Linked DNA regions of Homo sapiens: region 2 is linked to region 1. Evidence: chromatin loops called from intact Hi-C (ENCODE). Cell type or tissue: B cell. All regions are shown on one strand.

Region 1 (2,500 bases):
GAGCCATGATCTCGCCACTGTACTCCAGCCTGGGCAACAAAGTGAGATCTTTTCTCAAAAAAAAAAAAAAGTTGTAACATGCGTGTATCCCCAAACAATAAATTGCTTAGTCAGGCTTATGTGGGACTTTCTAGAAATGCTATCACACTTTGTGTTGACTTCTGAGCCTTGCTTTTTTCCCTTCAAGTTTATGTTCCTTTCCCAAGGCTCTCCCAGGCCCAAGGGTCTCTCACGCTCTGTAAAACCTGTGCTCAAAGCTTCTCCCCTGAGGCTGTGGGCAGAGACTGGGTGATACTGAAGTAATACAAGTTCTCAGGAAAGATCCTTTTTTTTTTTTTTTTTTTTTTTTTACACCAGGCCAGGCCCAGATTGGGTATTTTTAATATGTAAAAACAAGACTGGGTGTGGTGGCTCACACCTGTAATCCCAGCACTTTGGGAGGCCGAGGCAGGTGGATTGCCTGAGGTCAGGAGTTTGAGACCAGCCTGGCCAACATGGTGAAACCCCGTCCCTACTAAAAATACAAAAAAATTAGCCAGGTGTGGTGGTTCATGCCTGTAATCCCAGCTACTCGGGAGGCACAAGGCAGGGGAAAATGCTTAAACCCAGGAGGTGGAGGTTGCAGTGAGCTGAGATCGCGCTACTGCACTCCACCTTGGGTGACAGAGTGAGACTCTACCTCAAAAAAAAAAAAAAAAAAAACCAAAAAACAAAACAAACAAAAAAACAAATATGTAAAAACAGGGAGGGCCCCAGTGTGCTTGTTAACATGCATATGAGAGCGCCAGTTTGCAAAGCAGGTACAGCCCAGGCGGGCACTGAGCAGGATTCACAGCTGGGTCCAGACGCCTTCGCTCCCCACAGATGACACCTGCAGCGAGACTCTGCTGACCTTGAACTTCAAGCTCTGTGCTTCCACTTTTGACATTCATTTGTTTCTTAGCCTAAACTTGACACTTCCTTTTAGCAATATGCAAATTCAAGGCTGTCACAGCACAGCATCTGGAAAGTTACAACAGCAGCCCATTGGCGGTGATGGTGGGATTGTGTAGGGCTTACATTTTTTAACTTCCTTGAGTATATTTTTTGAGTTTTCCACAACAGGCATGCATTGCCTAGGAATGAGGAAAATCCAACGTCTTCCTCAGGAACCCAGGCTTCACCCATCTACGTGTCCTCTCTTCTACAAAATGGGGCTTACATGAACACTCTCCTCACCAGGCTTACTAAGGGCTTAGCTTACAGACATTATTGAGCATCTTCTGTGTACCAGAGGTTGGGGGCACGGGAGGAGTCAGATGTGGACCCTGCCCTTTAGGGTCTAGTGCAGAAGAGAGGTTTCCATAGGCAACTAGAATTCAAAACGGCATGCACGGCGGTGGAGTGAGGGGAGGGCTCTGGGGGGGCTCCGAAGGGGTAGATAGGCCGGAGTCTGCCAGATTGGAGGCCAGGGCCTTCTAAGCATCAGAACACATAGGCATACGTGGAAGGTTGAGCCATGGCATTTGGGAACCCGCCTAACCCCCCGGGGCTGGGCACAGAGTCCAGGGAGCACACAGCCTGGGGGTCGGGGAGAGAACGAAGGGACAGCACTTGGTCCCTCGGGGTGTGCATCAAGCTCAGCTGCTGAGATCTATGGATCCCAGTTCTGGCTGCGCTTTATTTTTATTTATTTATTTATTTATTTATTTATTTATTTTTTTGAGACGGAGTCTCCCAAGCTGGAGTGCAGTGGTGCCGTCTCTGCTCACTGCAACCTCCGCTTCCCAGGTTCAAGCAATTCTCCTGCCTCAGCCTCCCAAGTAGCTGGGATTACAGGCCCCCATCACCATGCCTGGCTAATTTTTTTTCTATTTTTAGTAGAGTCGGGGTTTCACCTTGTTGGCCAGGCTGGTTTTGAACTCCTGACCTCAAGTGATCCACCCATCTCGGCCTCCCAAAGTGCTGGGATTACAGGCGTGAGCCACCGCGCCCGGCCTGGCTGTGCTTTAGAGTCCCCCGCAGTGTCGGTGGTGAGCTCAGTGCCCAGGCCTGACCCAGATTCATCAAACCACACTGTTAGAGCAAGACTGGCCTGGATGGTATGGGAATTTTTTTTGTTAGTGTTCTCAAGTCTACAAAAGCTCTGGTTATAGGCAAGGCTGAATGACCTACTATTTGGGGAGCTTTGTGTAATTGAATGAAAGCTAAAAAGATTCATGTTGGTAAAAAGAAAATCCCAGAGGGGCTGCACCACGTTCTAGCAATGTTTGAGGGAGCCAGTGTCTCCGCAGCCTCACCCGCGTGTGGTGTGGGTCCTGTTTTTCATGTTAGCCATGAAGATAGGTGAGCAGCAATATCTCATGTGATCTGATCTTCCACTTCCTTAAAGGCCCCACTGATGCCTTTTCATTTGCTTATTTGGCACCTGTATGTCCTCTTTGGTGAGATGCCTCTTCATGCCTTTTGGCCACACTGAGAGTTCCTTTTCCTTGCCTCTCACAGTGATATTTGGAAAACA
Region 2 (2,500 bases), 54 kb after region 1:
TGGTTCCAGGTGCCAAAATGGTTGGGAACCGCTGGCATACTGGGTGTGAAAGCTGTGTGGAAATTGCCATACCCCTAGAGGAGTGAGACTTTGTCATCCTTCGGCCATTCGTTCATGCTTTCCTGAGTCCACCCCTCCGGTGTCTACTGGAGTCTCCCACTGGCCATGCATGAGGAGGATACAGGGCAAGTCTGACGCTGACACTGTTCTCAAGGGCTCTGTCATCCTGGGGCGATTGTCTGAGGCCTCCTGCAATTCCTACAAGGCAAGGCCTAAAGGGCCACTGGCAGGATGTGGGGACGCCCCTGTGCCAGCTCAGAGCAGCAGCGTTGGGGAAGGTGTGTGCCCGGTGTGCGGCCTTCGAGTTGGCCCCTGAGGTGTGGCGTGACGTTGCTCTGGGAGTCAGGAGCAGGGAAAGGGCCTGAAGCAGGTGGAACAGCCTGGGAGGGTGCAGGGCCAGGTATGGTTAGAAATGGTCTGCCTCCCTCGACAAAGAGCTACATACATCCAAGCTGCAAACAGTCCCCTAAACCCTGTGCAGCTGGCAAAGCCCATGTGTTTAAAAAGCCTGCAAGTCCCCGACCCCAGGGTGGCCCCAGCAGGATGTTGAGGAAGGCTATTCAAGGCATTTGGAGATGAAGTCATCAGGATTCTTTCAATACTGCTTAGATTTCATGTAACCTGAAACTTTTACACAAGCCAGTCTCTGCCTATGAATGAAAGAATACTGTTCCCCCACCTCCAACCAAACCCTTCCCTTTCCCCCTTTCTTTGATCTGGTGACAGACAAAAGAGACACGTTTGCCTATGGAAGCCATGGGATTTAGGTTCCAGGCCTACCCAGTGCTCACTCTGAAATTCCCAGAAATAAGGTTAAATGGCTGAGCCTGGCTGCAAAGCTGAAATGTGCAAGGACCAATGAGGGAAATGTAAGAAGGGCGGGGTAGGTTGCCAAGTTGGGATGATGAGGGCAGACAATGGGTGGTCCTGGTGCTATACAAGCTCTGGGGAAATATCTGAGCAACTCTGAATCTGACATGTTCCACACTGATGGACTCTGAGATTTAGACAGCAGTAAAGGAGTGGCCAGGAGCTGGCCAGGCCAGGTGGGGGTGGCTATTCCATCAGGGAGTGGGGACCTTGTGGTCTTGAGTGATGCTGAAGGGCATGGGGCCTGGGCTCCTCAGAAAGAAACAAGCCTGCCCCATGCTGCTGGCAGGCCCTCCTGCCCATTTCTGGGGTTATCTGCAAACTACCTTCAGGGAGTTTAGCAGGAACCAAAACAATGAACTCTTGAGAACAAGGTTGCCCTTAAAGGAATCCACACCCTGAAAAGCCACTGAGGCCTGATACCTCAATTTCCTGGTGAAGGATGTTTTTATCTGGTTGGCTGGGCACTCAGCTCATGGTGTGTTTGTTCAGTAAGTCATTCTGCCTAGCCCCCACGTGTCAGGGGTTTCCCCCTGGCCTGCGGAGCTGGGAAGGGCAGGCTCTCCATCCTGCGATCTGTCCATTTCTGTCAACTCAACCTCTCCTAGATGATTAATCTGCTCCCAACCAGCAAAACAGAATACTGTATGTAGAATACTGTACTCAGGATACAGCCAGAAACACCTTTGATCTGATTCTCATCAAATGTTCTGCTATGAACACAAAGTTTACACTCATGGAGGATTGCATGAAAGTCTCTTTCTTCTAAGAAGACTACATTTCAAACTTGGATTAAACAAAATTGGGAAGCGTATATTTTAAACACAGTGTTTGGCTCCTTGTAGAACATTTACCTTTACTGAATTATACATGGGGATTAGGCCAACGGTCAGCATGGAGAGATGTGAGAGTCAATTAAAAAAAAGAAGAGTTGAAACATAGATAGTGTTGCCCAGCAGTTGAGAGAATAGGCTTTGGTGCCAGTAAAACACTGGTGTCCTATGGCACATTACTTAAGGTGTCTGTGCCTCAGTTTCTTCACCTGCAAAGTGAAGCTGTCGCTCTACCTACTTTATAGGCTGGCTGGGATGATTGAGTGAGAGGAAGAAGGTCAATGCCATGCCCCATAGAGCAGGTGCCCTTCCGTGCATGTTGCTGGAGAGGTCAGAGACCAAAGGAAGGTAGGCATGGCAGCAGGCATGATCAAGTGGAGGCTGGTTCTTCTCAGCCAGACTGGCTGGCACCAAAACTGTTTCCCAGTTCTGTTTTTGGTTTTTATGTATTTATTAATTTTTTCACTCTGCTGCTCCACTATAAAGCCAACACAGAGTTTCCAACCAATGGCTTCTTCCTTCAACAATTTAACATCCAGCCAGGTGCATCTGTAGCGAGCCAGTTGGAGGCATTCTGGCTGGAGGGTGCAGGGCTAAACTGATTACTCTGCATGTTGCTGTTCTGGTTTGTAAAGAAGCAATGTTCCTCATTAGTGTGTGTTAGCCTGTAGAGAGCAGAAGTTGAATTAGGAATTGCTGATTGAAAACCTGATTTTTGAACTCTCCATAACCTGGTA

Evidence for each region. Hi-C counts contacts between places; a loop is a spot of excess contacts. Peaks named below come from ENCODE experiments on the same cell type or tissue, not always from the same donor. Only the 100,000 strongest peaks of a DNase experiment are listed, where the experiment ranks them.
Region 2: a loop joins it to region 1, with 7 times the contacts of the local background. A loop is called at or near these places in 4 of 110 quality-filtered maps.

What each region holds. Positions count from the first base shown.
Region 1 is chr7:47,670,025-47,672,524 of GRCh38, forward strand. No RefSeq gene overlaps it. Among named protein-coding and RNA genes, the nearest start is that of LINC02902, 16 kb to the left of the region's middle. RefSeq lists an enhancer at 2,170-2,500. In B cell, no CTCF peak of the experiment used is centred here; DNase peaks (open chromatin) are centred at 187, 957 and 2,417; H3K4me3 peaks cover 370 bases; H3K27ac peaks cover 2,453 bases.
Region 2 is chr7:47,724,161-47,726,660 of GRCh38, forward strand. No RefSeq gene overlaps it. Among named protein-coding and RNA genes, the nearest start is that of LINC00525, 36 kb to the right of the region's middle. RefSeq lists an enhancer at 1-758. In B cell, no CTCF peak of the experiment used is centred here; DNase peaks (open chromatin) are centred at 608, 1,371 and 2,273; H3K4me3 peaks cover 797 bases; H3K27ac peaks cover 1,581 bases.